2 separate regions of the Homo sapiens genome follow, and region 2 is linked to region 1. A link is a contact called in ENCODE Hi-C or POLR2A ChIA-PET data. All regions are on one chromosome and are shown on one strand. The core of a region is the stretch at or near the end of the contact, and the rest is flanking DNA. Distances in the headings are between cores, read along the strand shown.

Region 1 (6,906 bases), core at 2,605-5,104:
TGATTTTAAAGATGAAATTAGATAGTATAGGTAGAGTGCCTAGTATATAGAAGCATTCTCTAAAGATTAGTTGTTATCAACTAATAATAACACAGGATTCAAAATAATTCAGAACATTTCTGTTAAAGCAAAAGAGTAATATAATTTTAAAAATCTAGTAAGTGTAATATACATTCGTTAACGGGAAAACTAGGTGAGAGATTTACCATGCCCTAAAAGTCATTTAATTATATAATCAAATAATGCAGTAGATCCACATCACCGTTCTTTTACATGTTAATTTGAAGTACAGAAAGAAAAAACTTAAGCCGAATAAATATCATTTTGGGTAAATGTTTCAAGTTCAGACAGATGTTTCTCATTTACTCTCAGACAACTATTTTATTATTTTGGGTCTATTTTCCTAATGTAATGAATGTAAAAGAGGTAAATCCAATTGAATACTAATCCTGATCTTGCCTGAAGAGTAAGTTGATGACAAAATTTTTGAAAAACATGACTAAAAAATATGTAAAAGGACAAAATCTAGAATCGGATAGTACAAATACAGGGAGAAGGAGACAAAGGGATGAAATATCAGTACTGGAAAAGCACTTTGCTACAACAAAGGGCAAGCGGTCTGACAAAGCTGGGCGGACTTTATGGCTGCATATCAGACCACATACTAACTATAGCATTCATGTCACAGTTAGTATCCCCCATACAGAGTCACATCTGCCACACATGTACCAGAATGGCCTCAGTACTGTGTTGTTTAAAATTATTCCCAACATTTTAAAAGAAAACTAGAAAAGAGATAATAATAAGCAATAATGATGTAAAATTTTTATCCTATATCAAATTTCTTAACTGCATCATTAAAATATCTCTAACATTTGGTACTGATCTCATTAAAAGTATTTCCAATATTTAACAGTCATTATTATTTGTCTGAGATGTGAGGTATTTTATGTTACTTGTCATGTGAGTTGAAAAAATTTTTAAAGGTACAAGAAAAAATAATCAAGTTAATGGAAAACATCACTTCTCAGGAAACAAATCAACTCATTTAGCAATGAAGGAGGAAAGAGCATATTGTGTTACTGCTTTCAATTTGTCCCAACAATAAAATGCTAAGGCCAAATGATGGTTACTACTGAGTGCTTACGTAGAAAACTGACTCAGTTCTCCTAGCAGACAGGGTCCTTTCTTTGCTTAAAAGTTACAACACCTGGTATACAGCAGCAATACAACTAAAGAAGATGAGTTTCAGACTACAAATAAGTGGCTGTTGAAACAAAAAGGACTACAATTATGAGATATGATTTCTCTTTTAGTCTTTAAGCCTTCTTATGTTCATATTTCTTAAAGTACAATATTATACCATGTGCTCCACACAGGAAGTGGAAAGAACAGATATTACAATCCCTCCCAAGCTACACCTTTAAGATGCAGCATTACAGATAAGGTTACCACACACTTCAGTGATCCACTATAATTGTGCAGACAACAAAATGCTACAGGAGGAAAAAAAGGCATTTTAACTACATTCATTCCTATCTAAAAAAGCACGTGTGCAAACTTACATATGTAAATTCAATAAAGTTCATACTTCCTTCTCTTTTCTTGCCAGACCTGAATAGTAAATCTGAAAACTTGGCTTTTAATTGCACTACTTGACTCCTCAAACTGAACAAAGTATTGTGTCCATAAAAACATCTGCTATTGACAAAGAATTGTACATAATCGTTTAAAAAAATCATTTTGGCATATCTTTATTGTAAAGCATTTTTTCCCAGTCCTAAGGATTTTCGGGTTTGAAATCAAGATGAACTTTTTATCCCACAGCAACTCTCCCAGAACTGTCCATTTAAATTTTAATCTAGAAAGAGAAGCTTGTCTAAGTCTCCTACTTGCTGTTAAAAGCTACCTCGGCCCCTCAATATAAACAGTCAGAAGACAGCCAACCATGTCTCAAGAAGATGGAAGTGTTCTGTTGGCAAATGGCCAGAAGACTAGCTCACCAGAACTGTCCAAATCAAAAACCTGTAATCAGAAAATTCCAGACTCCTCCTTCAACTTCCTTCCCAAATTCAAACTGGCCACTAAGATGGATGGACTTCACTTCCTCTCTAGTGCCTGTCACTGCCTTATTCTGGACCGCTCACCACTGCTCACTGCTCTTCCTCCCTGGTCTTTCCACCTTCAACCTTGCCCAACCCAGAGCTGTTTTCCACGCTGTAGTCATAATGGTTGTCTAAAGGGTAGATATGATCATGACACAGAAGAGAGCTCACGATCTGTGCCTCACTACCTTGCAACCCCACTCACTACCTGCCACTCCCTAGAAACACCCTCTATTTCTCAGTTGTACTTGATATTCTCGGTCTGCACCACAATCTTTGACGCCCCCAAAGCTTAAAGTATGCTTCTTTCTCTTCCTTGACAGCCTAACCAGTGCCTTTACCACGTGGCTAACTCTTAGTCATTCTTCATGACTCAGTCTGAGTTTTATTCCCTCCAGAAACCTTTCCATGCCCCTCTTCCTTGGCCCTATAGCACCTTGGTCCACCTACACAGAATTGTTCACCACATCATAATTGATCCTGTCTTTTGTCTTTCCTGCTAATTCCTTGAAGGAAGAACTCTTCTTCACCCCTGTATCTCCAGCATCAACAGTTCAAACACAGCAGCACTTTTTAAGTGTTTACTAAGTTTTGTTTTTTGTTTTTTTGAGATTGTAGTTACTGAAAAAGTGATAAAAAGCACGTGGACCTAAAAGAAATAATTCATAAATTTCAGAGTTGTAATAAACTCTGAAAATAATCTTTTTCAACTTCTTAATTTACAAATGAGGTTTATAAAAAAGATTTAAGAAAGATTTTTCCCAATAGCATGGATATGAGAGAAGGAAAAATAAACTAGTGAAGATACCCTCCCCTACCCCGAAAATCTTAAAACTGTCTAAGGAAAAGGTATCTGGGGAATATAATGGATAAATGGAATGCCATCTATTTCAGCACCAACCACACAATTCTATGAAGCGCATGAGGAGCTCTTCCTAGTGTCACCAGTAAAATACGCGTTTCTTCACCCAAGGCTCAAAGCTTCTACCTGTGTTTGTGCCTACAATTCCAAAACTGGCTCTTGGAACAGTCGCTTCCTCCACTGGGAAGGAGTTGCCACACCTGTAAAAGGAACAGGTTGTTTGTGATCGCTAAGGTCAACCTCTTATCTCTGATGGTCTCTGAATTTAGAGTACAATTTAAATATATAGTTAACATAGTCCGGGAGAGATACAGGGAAGGGGTGAGGGAAGTTTACTTACAATCAGGACTGGGTGTGAACGTTATGGGAACCTAGAATATTAGAGCTGGGGCTGATCTGGGATTACTCTAATCAATATCCTTCTTGTAGTAGCCGAGGGGACTGAAGCCCAGAAAACTTCAGGACCCGCCCAGGGTCTCCCAGTAGCTAGTGTGTAAGCTGAGACCAGAACTTGGCTCGTTCTCTCCCAGTCCTGAGCTTGGGCAGAATCACCAGCAACGCCAGCTCCCTTCCCTTTCCTTCAGATGGGTCTCGGGTCCAGAGCTGGCGCCCGCTAGCGGGAGGCCAGACCGGGAGGGCCAAGGCAGCCACCTGTGGCTTTCCCATCCCTCAGGTCCAGCAGTGCACATGGGGTGCCCCCGCGTCAACGCCGGAGGAGTGACCTTGCAAACCCGCGCCCCGCGGGCGGCAGAGCCGGCCGCTCACTGCCCGGTCCCCGGCCACCACGGAAGAGCGAAGATCTCTGCCAGGGCAGGAGCCCTAGCCCCGACCCGCGCCCCAAGTCTCTCCCGCGCGGCGGCTTCCGGCCGCCATGGTTTCCATAGCAACAACAGCACAAGCTGCCGGGTCCCAGAGACGCCCTAGGGTCAGAGGTCATCTCCGTGGCAACGGAAACTTCCCGCGCTACGGCGGCTCCAACGGGCCGCTTCCGCCGCATTGCGTAGCGAAGCCCCCGGCGAGCCGAGGCTGGGAGCGCGGTGATGGCCGGTCCCCGTGAGCAGAGGGCAGCGGCGGCGGGACCGGGGACTCTGGGCCAATGGGTAAAGCCAGGAGGAAGCCCGTGCCTGGCCCGTTGGGCTCCCTCCTCCTCAGAGCCGAAGCAGTCCACACTCGGAACCCAGCTTCACCCGGATTACCGAGGGGTTCCACGCCTGGAGGCAGAGCTGCAGCGTGGGCCCGCTCGCGGCTTTGCAGAAAACAAATAATGACACACTTCTCTGGAAGCCCGGGGCCTGGGCCCAGAGCCGTGGCTTCTGCCAAACTTTCTGGTCCCGGACACCAACTCCCCGCCTCTCAGCCCGAGGCCACAGCGGCCCAGCACCCTGCACCTTTTAAAGTGGCTCCAAAAAGGAGAAAGCCAAATAGATCAGGGTGGTAGGCGCGAGTGCAGGGAGCTGCGAAGTTGGAAGATTACTGCTTTTCAAACTGCCAAAGAGCAAAATACTAAGCGAGAAACTCCGTCCAAAGCAACTGGAACTCGAGGTTCTTTACTAATGAGAGTTCCAGTTACCATCTTCAGAGAAAGGAGCTCAAAAGAGGGAGTTTATTTTTTGCGGAATGTCTTCCTTGTTAAGAAGAAAATTAAAGATTAAAAAAGAAAATGAAGGGTCTGGCAACTATGAACCTAATGGTGCCCTAACGTTTGCTATTCTAAGGCCGAGAATGCCAGATGGGGAGAACGCCATGAGCTTTTGAGCTTGTGTATTTTGCGAGAGGCTCGAGTGTGAACAGTAGACTACAGGCCTTGAGACTGAGAAGGAAGCTATAAAATGTGGGCCAAGGGAATGTCTGCAGGACCGGGTTTCAGAGCACCCTATCGTGGCGGATAAAGAGCCACTAACAGCTTTTTTCTTTATTTAGTAGCCAAATTCTTGGTTGGCGCTTTGAGAAAGGAGTAAGCATTAAGCGAATTTAACCAAGTAAAATGTATCGTCCTGCCCTTTGTAGTCCCATAGTTCACTATCCTAGAGATACCTATTTTTCACTATTTTATTAAAGTGTATTGAAAACCTACCATGTGTCGTGAACAGAGTTTTTGTCAAGAGACAGTGACAAAGGCAGTGGTGCCCAGCAGTTGTTGGGTGACTTTCTTACATGATGTTACCAGACTAATCAAACAAGAACTTCACTGTTCCCTATAAAACATGTCTGCGACATTCATCCTTTTTGCCTTCAAGTTTAGGAAGTCCCTAAGAATCCCTCCTTTTGTTCCCTTCTCTTCATCATCCTACCTTTTACATTCTGACCAAAGTAAAAAAAATAGTGGCAGCTAGAGAACTACACAGGGAAAACATCAGGACATAGTTGGTCTTGATACAAAAGAGCTATTGCATCTCTAGAGGTATACGGGGAGCTGAGAAGTCTCCCTCAGAAAACTCCATGCCCTTCAGTACCCGGGTTCAACACATAACTAAACCTTGTACCTGGTACACAAGTCCTAAGGAACACCACACAGACTATGGCAGTGAGCAGGCAGATGTGTAAATAGGTGTTTCCCTGTCCCTATTTACAGGAGGTAAATAGTATTACCTCCACAGTCCCTCCTGGAGGTAATACTGAGTTGGGCTCAAAGGTTTTATTAAAAATAGGCACAGTGCAATGACTTGTTTAACACTGAAGAGAAGAGCTCCTGTTAGACTGTTCAAACAGCCCAACTGTTTCCCCTTAAGGCAAAAGACACTATTTTGAATAAATGCTTCCATTTTGAGACATCTACGTGGTATTTATAGAAGGCGTATGAGTCAATTTGAGTGAGGTATGATGCCAAAATGTGCAAAGGAGTGAAAACATTGGTTGTTGTCCTTGTTACCATATGTATAAAAACACTTCACAAAAGTCTCCAATGTTTGTGTTGCTAAAACATGGAAGACTGGGTTCGAACATTTTAAAGGAATGGTTCATTGTAGGAAACGTGAAGTATAGTATAGAATTAGCTTTAGCACTTTCAGAAAGTACTGCATCATTTGAACAAATTTTCTCAGTTATGGATGCTGTCTAAGATGAGAACAAGTTGTACAGCCAAAGTCATCTTCATTGTTAAAACTAAGTTTAGATTATCATGCATTGAATTTTACACTTATTAACTGGGATATACATTTCAAAAAAGAAAAATCTACTCTCCCAACAAGGCAGTACTCCGAAGCCTACCTAAAATGCCATCCTTTGGTTCATGGAGTGGCACTGCTCTACAAAACCCATTTTGTTACCTCAGTAAATAAGCTTCCTGGATGGAGTCTAAGGCCAACTAATACTACATTGAATCCCACTCTACAGCCAAGCATGTTAGAAGAAGCAGCTTACATCTGTTTGCTGTTCCAGACGTGCAGTCTGAATTTGATGTTTTCATTTGAAATATACTCAGTGTTTAGACTTGCAGAGGTTGTGGCCCATTTGTGGCTCACCCAGCTCTACTGGAACCTAGGATGAGTCGGTAGGCTGAGAAGGAGGGGAGTAAAAAGTGCTCACTCTTCTTCCCTCTCTTCCTATTTTCTCACTTCCAAACACCATGACAGCCCTAGATGTAAAGCAAGTAGCTTTTTAAAAAAACGTATATTTAAATGAGTAACAGTGGCATACCAGGTGTTTTGGCACCTAAAACAGCTTAGTGAAAGGCAAAAGCAGAGCTGAAAGGCAGCCAGACAAGTAGGAAATAGAAAGTGATCATGGGTCCTACCAAGCCCTGCATGTTCCACCTCAAAGTTACACGACAGAGCGGGAGACTGAGTTCAGAAAAAGAGAATTGATGGAATGTTCTCAGTGTGCTGTGCAGAACTAGGTCTAGGGCGTCTGCTTCGTACTAACACTGGGCACTGACATTTGTACTCAATAAAATCCTCTTAGATTATGATTTATCTTAAAATCTGTGTTTTCCAAAATCCT
Region 2 (7,668 bases), core at 3,499-5,998, 260 kb after region 1:
AGAATTAACGGAAGCTGTTTCCTGAACTAACAAAATCCTGGTTTCTTGTTATGGTAATGTTCATACTTTAAAAAAAACAAAAATTATAGCTTTGTGTTTAGTACTTTTGCAAACTGTGAGAGCCTGTTTGTTGTAGTCGGTGAAGAACAGATGGTGTCAACTATTTCACCATGTAGTTGTGCTGAATTAGAGGAGGACAAGGGTGAACCTTGCCCACACTGGCCAGCATAACTTTTGGTGTGTGGTGTTTCTCCTTCCTATACACTGATTCTACCTATCTGAAGGTAGAATCATCAAAGCATGCATCAAAGAGATGCGAGCCTCTTGAAATGATCCTAAGTCTGAGGGGGCTAAAGAGAGCACTGCAGCAGTGGCCGCATGTCTTCAGTTCATTTGTACTTTTAAATTTACTACCTCGTTGGACAACTCTGTAATGAGCACTTACTACATACCAGGCACTATGCTTTGTGCTGTTTTATTGAAGGGAAAAATCACATAATTTATAGACATTTTATCCCTTAGATATTACTGCAAAGAAATGAGATATTTCCTGTAATATGTATAATTTTATGTTGACAAATGAAAATAATTTATGGAGATTTTTTTCAATTAGTTGTTAAAGGAATGGTATCGATTTTCCTCAAAGCAAGTAGCAGTCACATCTCATTACAGACTGGCCTACTGCAGTGCTATTATTTTGGTTACTTTTTAAATCTCAGAAAAAGTGGCTGACACAGGATACAGCATCTCTTCCTCTTGAACCTGTTAAGTGGATAATAGATTTGTATCCCTTGATCTCTATTGGTTTCCTGTTTTTTTCCTGTCTGTAATAAAGGAGTGACATTTTGGTTGTAATTTGAAGATCAGCTGGGCATGGTGGCACATGCCTGTGATCCCGTCTACTCAGGAAGCTGAGGTGGGAGGATCGCTTGAGCCCTGGAGCTCTAGGCTATGGTGCACTATGATTGCACCAGTTAACAGCCACTGCACTTCAGCCTGGGCAACATAGTGAGTCCCCCTCTCTAAAAGGAAATAAGGATTACCAGTAGTCATAAGTTACACGTGTGTGTGTGTGTGTGTGTGTGTGTGTGTGTGTGTGTATTTGTCCTAGATATTCTATGGTGCCTCAATTTTGCTCATTTTTTTGGTAGTGTTTCTTATATGTCTCTGAGGGACCCATGAACTAGAAAATCACTGCTTTTGTCATTCTCAAGCAGACACTGAGTTTTGCTAAAAGTGTGGGAGTATTCTGTCGTTCTGGAAAGAATGAGGGCTTTGAAGTCAGACCTGACTTCAGCTCTCTTATACTTTACTCTGTGTGATGTTAGGCAAGTCACTTGATGTCCCTGATCCTGTCTGCTCACCAGCGTACTAGGGACTTTATGTGTTATATGAACGTCTGGATAGTTAGTTCCTTGCACTGTACCTCACATATTATGAACAAGTCTGTGAATGGTAACTTTCACTTTATCCTCTTTCAGTGATTTCCGTTGACTTGGTTAAACTTAACTTTTCCCAAATGTTGTTTTTCTTTTTCAGTATTCTTTGAAACTGGAGAAAGGAGATTATACAATTCGACTACAGATTCGCCATGAGCAAATCAGTGATTTGGAACGCCTTAAAGACCTTCCATTTATTGTTTCTCATAGATTGTCTAATACCTTGAGCTTAGATATTCATGAAAATCATAGTTTTGCACTTCTAGGGAAGAAGAAATCAAGCAATTTGACATTACCACCCAAATATAACCAGCCATTCTTTGTTACTTCCTTACCTGATGATAAGTAAGTGATAACATTGCTTATACTTACTGCCCATCGTATACACTGTAGTCCTTTTAATGTCAGTTTATGACATCTAGGCTAAATTTAGAGGATGTAGTCATTTTTTTTTTGGCTGAAGTATTTCTTCCTTTGATTTTTGAAGTCTTAGCTATGGGAATGAATTCAGTGTGGAATTGTTTTCATGTTTTTCCCCTTACTTGTCTTTGTGAAACTTTCTCTTTTGTTGCTTTTTTTCTCTTTGAATTCTCTTGTTTAGAATACCTAAAGGGGCAGGACCTGGATGCTATCTTGCAGGATCCTTAACATTGTCAAAGACTGAACTAGGAAAGAAAGCTGTAAGTATTAGTTTTTTAAACACTGAAATTACCTATTAAAAAATTTCATTTCTTTAAAGATAAGAATTAATTCCACATTTCAGAATGGATAAAAGAGAAGATATACTCTTGGGGAAAAAAATTTAATCCTTTTTTCCCAGGTTACTAGTGAAAGTCAGTTAATATTTAGTTGTCTTTTAAAATGTATGCTACTTTTGAAATATTTAGGCTTCTTTTTCACAAGCCTACAGTACTCAGGCCCTGAACCTGTCTTACCTCCTACGGCTAATACACTTGAACTTCCTGTGAAACATGTAAATACAAATCAAACTTGGCTTAAATACATGTGATATTTAAGATTAGAACATGTTATAGAAATTTAACCAATAAGATTGGTTGTCCATATAAGATTATGGACATAGGAATAAATCAGATTATCTTGGGGTGCTTTTAAAAAGTAGTCAGAACAATTACCCTAAAACATGTTTCTTCACACTTCTACAGACCTATCTCATTGGAATTTCACATGGTTAAGTAGGAAAATATGAGATGTTTCTTTTGGTATTGCCTTTTAATTTCAAAATGATGCTTTTTTTAGAAATATGTTTCTGGTTGTTGTACTTTAGACATATATGTTACAGTTTTATAAGTACCTACCTGTTTTTGTTTTTTCCTTCTATGTTTTCATTACAAATTTATTATGAGAATGATGTTTATATAGATCTATCACCTTTTGTCATAATAATCATTTTAGCTCAATGCCAGTAAAAGTTGTCATTCTTAACAGTTTTGCATTTCTCTGTACTATTACTTCTTACAGAGCTAAGTAAGCCTGCTACATAAATGCTGTTATCAAAATGAGTAGTTCTCATACATCTTAAGAATTATATTTATTTTTTGCCACTATTGAACCAAAAGCCATTTATTTACTGTCATTGAAGCATAATTGGGGAAACTTGTGCTTAGAAAGTTGCCTACCCTGACATTTCTTGGGTCTCATTTCAGTTTATACTGTTTATACATACGTACTTTAGTATAATTTGAAGTAAATCAATAGTTAATGGTTTGTAATTAATACATGCACTGATTTAAGAAACCCTGGTAGTTTTTTTTGTAGATTTCATTTCACAGGAAGCATAGCTGCTCCAGCTATTGGGCGTCAGCTGTGAATTTTCGTTCAGATGACAGATGACACTTTGAAGAGTCTGCTTACTTGTGAAGAGTATAACAGAAAAGCATTATTAGTAAAAGTGGGCTTTTAGCAATTCAGAAATAGTTACTACTTCCCAGTTACATTGTTTTAGGAGACAATTGTGAAATTAAATTATAAATATGTGGTGTTAACTATGGTAGCTATTTATCAAGGGAGACCTTCCTGGGAGAAAGCAGTAACTTAAAGCTGTTGAGTTCATTATAACTTCCATCACATTGTTTATGTAATCTTTTCTCAGTGGTTTAGCGTTTTCTTGTTTTTTGGTAGTTGGGAAGGTAACTTTCACTTCACTTTGACTTTCACAGTAACTTTGTTGCTTTTTATAAGAATGCATAGGCAATGGGGTTGTTGTGGTACCCTTTAATCAGACTAGACCATCAACTAAATTTACTATTTTAAGAAATGCTTTTATAAGCAATAGATTTTGATCTACTAAATTTTTCAATAAGAAGTTGACATGTACTCTTAGTAATAACATATTTGAGTACTTTTTCTTATGTAAGGAATGAAAGTGGCAATGTTGCTTTCTTTAAAAGCATGCCATCTTAATCACAGACCTGAGCCTTCTAAGTGGTGTAACACAGGTGGAACATAAACTGAAAGACAATTAGACAGAGGTTCTGTCTCCATCCTGTGTAGATTATGCATGTTTTCTTACAGAATGTCGTTCTAACTCCCAGGGGCAGTCTGCAGCAAAACGACAAGGAAAATTTAAAAAGGTACTGATTGTCAGTTCTTAAAAAAGATGTCTTAAAGCCTTATTTGCATATTAAACTTTTTTCTGTCACTATTATAAACCTTTTTTTTAATAAGTCTCCCTTAGTTTCCTTTCTTTGCATTCTAAAGTATAGTGCTCTTAGCTGTACTTAGAAGCATTGTTGACATACTGCTTTTCTAAAGGTTTTTTTTTTTTTCCCCACCATAAATTCCTGGATGACTCATTTTCTCTGTGTATACAAAAATTTTAATGCTATTCATTTCTTGCTACAGATATGATAACAAGTAGCAATATTTGAAATTTTTCATATTTACAATTTTATAGAGAGATGGATGTGATAATTTTTTTTTTTTAGCCATATAAGCTAAAGCACTTATTTTTAAAGTCTAAAAGCACTTTTAAATTGGGTGATTTGATTAATAAAATGTTGCAGCTTTTTAAAGCGAACTTTATTCCCTGCTCTTGTATCCATTCTGGTTCTGAAAGAAGAGAAACAATAAAGATCAATGGATGTAGCAGGAACAGAAATAAGGACTGTTCACTGACAATTAAAGCTTATGCTAAGAACACAGATTTTAAGCCCATCGCTACTAAGTGGTCTGATCAGCCTCTCTGCAGCATATTAAGCAATCTTTGATTTACTGCTGGGGCCAGATTTAACTCAGAAAAGAAAATGTCTGCTATAAATATATTTTAGGGCCAGGCGCAGTGACTCATGCCTGTAATCCCGGCACTTTGGGAGGGCAAGTTGGGCAGATCCCTTGAGCTCAGCGGTTTGAAACCAGCCTGGGCAGCATGGTGAAACCCTGTCTCTACAAAAAAATGCAAAAATTAGCCAGGCGTGGTAGCACACACTTATAGTCCCAGCTACTCTATTGGAGGCTGAGGTGGAAAGATCGCTTGAGCCTGGGAGGTGGAGGCTGCAGTAAGCTGAGATCACACCACTGCACTCCAGTCTGGGTGACAGAGTGAGACCCTGTCTCAAAACAAAACATACATACATATATATATATATATATATATATATATATATATATATATATATATATATATATATAAAAGGGACCACATATTTAATAAGCTTTCTGGTGAAGACGTGCTACGTCATTCAACATTTTCATGATTTCTTTTTAAACAGAAAGAATTACAGTGGGAAAATCAGTAATGTCCTAATGTATACTTGTTAATTAGTAGTGATATGGAACTGGGGAATCACCATTCTATAACAGCTTATCCTTTATTAAAATGTCTTCTGAAATGTCCATATTATTACATAATAGTAAATAATTTGTCCAAACAAAATACAGATACTAGGAATCATCTTTCTGGAGAAAGATCTAAAGATCAGTATTTCTCAACTGGGTGTCTTGACCGTTTGGGGGCCACGTAATGGGATAAAAACAGCATTTTTTTAAAATAGGAAATGTCAGTTCATCAGACTCATAAAATTGTAATTTCATTTTATGTATTAATGTGTATATCTTTGGGACATTGTAAAAATAGTTTGCAAGTTACTGCTTTAGAGAACAAGGAATAGGTATTCTAGGAATCTATTAAAAATAGAAGGCACTTATCACGAAGGCCATAGCCAATTATTTTTCTTCTTATTTTTGTTGACCTTTTGCAAGTTTGGGTAGATTTTGTTTGAATTAGGTTGTATAGTTAGGAAAACACTGAATGAATAGGAAGGCATTTACTTGGTGATTAGTAAAGCTTCATTTGAAGAACTTGGCAGCTAGAGTTATCTCTGCTCGTTCCTTTCTGTCTTCAATGCAAGTACACAATAAAGCTCTTATTTTAGAAATAATTAGTATTACAGTTTTATAGTCACATTACAAAGAAAAAAATACATGTATAATTTCCGGTTGATTAAGATAAATAGCATTTTGTATATAATTCTTAATAGATTTTTTCCTCTGGGTTTCAGTGACTTGATTTGAAACGGTATGTCACCCTTTTTAAAATTCCTTGTAAAATGCAATAATATATTTTCTGTTTGTTTGTATGTTTTTTTAAGAGACAGTCTCACTCTACACTCCAGGCTAGAGTACAGTGGCATGATCGTAGCTCACTGTTGCCTCCAGCTCCTGGGCTCAAGTGATCCTCCCACCTCAGCCTCCCTAGAGTGGCTGGGACTACAGGCGTGTGCCACTATGCCTGGCTAATTTTTACTTTTTATAGAGAGAGGTCTTACTACGTATGTTGCCCAAGGTGGTCTAAAACTCCCGGCCTCGGACGATCCTCCTGGCTCAGCCTCCCAAAATGCTGAAATTACAGACATGAGCCACTGCACCCAGCCTGAATATTGTCACTTTTAACAGATCATAAATAGCATTCAAATATGATATAAATTTTAAAAATAGTTTATGTGAAGCTTTTAAATTTTTGAGTATTCAGTTACTAACAATTTTAAGAACTAAAGAAATTGCCATTTTGAACCACAATTTAACTTATAGTGCGTTGTGTTGCCCAAAGAGTAGTTATTGGTTTGGCAGGTGAGTTTGACTTTCTGAATAACACTGTTCAGTTTGAACACTGTTGAAATACTTCATGAATAGCTGGAATGCCTTTTTTCTAAACTTAACATTAAATATATACTGTAGAGAAATCTTCATAGCATTTCTGCTCTGAAGATTCTTCTTGACTGTCTTTTTAAACCATAATCAAGATTTCTCAAGAATAAAGGTACAAAATTATTTCTATTAAATTGGTACTATGTTAACCCCTTGAGAATTGTCATAAAAATATTAATATTTATTGGCACAAAGAAGAAATTATTGTGATACAGCAAGTGAAAATAGCGCCATTTTTCTTTTGATTAGAAATTAAAACTACCAGGTTTATAATTTTTACTAATAAAAAATTCCCTGTCCTGAAACATCTTGTAGGATTACACTAACATTTATAATTGTTAATTTGATATATTTAACATGTAAAATGCTGATTACAAAACCTTGATTTTTGTTTCACTAAGATAATTCATCATAAACTTTCTTTGTCTCTTTTTTTGCTTTTAATGATAGTCTAAGGTTACTAGGATATCTTTTTTCCCACTTTTGATAGGTCTTTGTTAGAATTAATTGTAAATCCTAAATTAATTTTAATAGATTGTTCATTTTAAATTCAATTCTCTTTTCTCTTCTGTACTAAAACAATAGCAAATACCTCTGAGTCTGAGGAGGAAGTGCCTCACAACACATAGGCTGCCTGCCTAAGAGCAGCATACCTCTCTCCCTGATACGGTGAGGAGGTGTGGGAAGCTCAGGGAGAAAGACTGGAGACCACTCTTCTAGCACACTGGGTGGCAGAGAAGCTCAATTCCATGGAGAATGGAGCTATATTAACAGAAAGTAAATATTGGAGGCCACTTAGCCCCTTTAATTCCTAGATGTGTTGTCTTTGCTGTACAGATGACACTGATGCAGTCTGTTTCCATAAGAACTTGGTGGTAGAAGATCAGCTCAGATTTTGCGCTTACCTTGGCTTTGCTCAGGGCAGTGCCTACCCAGAGAGTGAACCTCAAGAAGGAGAGGAGCAGGACAGGCAGCTGGGTCCTGAAAGAGCTAGCCCAAGCAATAGACCTGTTTCCTTTTCCCAGTCTCATGTTTCACGTGAGGCCTTTGTTTACAGGTTCTGGCC

What was found. Hi-C counts contacts between places; a loop is a spot of excess contacts on that map. ChIA-PET counts read pairs that join two places held with the same protein, here RNA polymerase II (POLR2A). Pooled maps may share reads with other maps.
Region 2: a pooled map shows a loop between it and region 1 (2.6-fold over the local background). The contact joins the enhancer-like site here to the promoter of FGF14-IT1 in region 1. A Hi-C loop is called at or near these places in 2 of 50 pooled maps. POLR2A ChIA-PET finds 5 or more read pairs at or near these places in 2 of 52 experiments (T-cell and activated naive CD4-positive, alpha-beta T cell).

The regions. Positions count from the first base shown.
Region 1 is chr13:102,390,665-102,397,570 of GRCh38, forward strand. FGF14-IT1 (FGF14 intronic transcript 1) reads right to left here and starts at 3,855. Exons shown (of 4, transcript NR_036486.1): 1 at 3,690-3,855; 2 at 3,094-3,167. FGF14-AS2 (FGF14 antisense RNA 2) reads left to right here and starts at 3,914. Exons shown (of 1, transcript NR_036487.1): 1 at 3,914-5,041. It also overlaps a transcript of FGF14 not described here. RefSeq lists an enhancer at 3,761-3,990.
Region 2 is chr13:102,647,368-102,655,035 of GRCh38, forward strand. TPP2 (tripeptidyl peptidase 2) reads left to right here. Exons shown (of 30, transcript NM_001330588.2): 22 at 1,540-1,784; 23 at 2,041-2,119; 24 at 3,992-4,030. Among named protein-coding and RNA genes, the nearest start is that of METTL21C, 44 kb to the right of the region's middle. Within about 2 kb of position 4,749, at least 4 of the 41 ENCODE cell types and tissues checked have a DNase peak (open chromatin) inside an H3K27ac peak, as active enhancers do.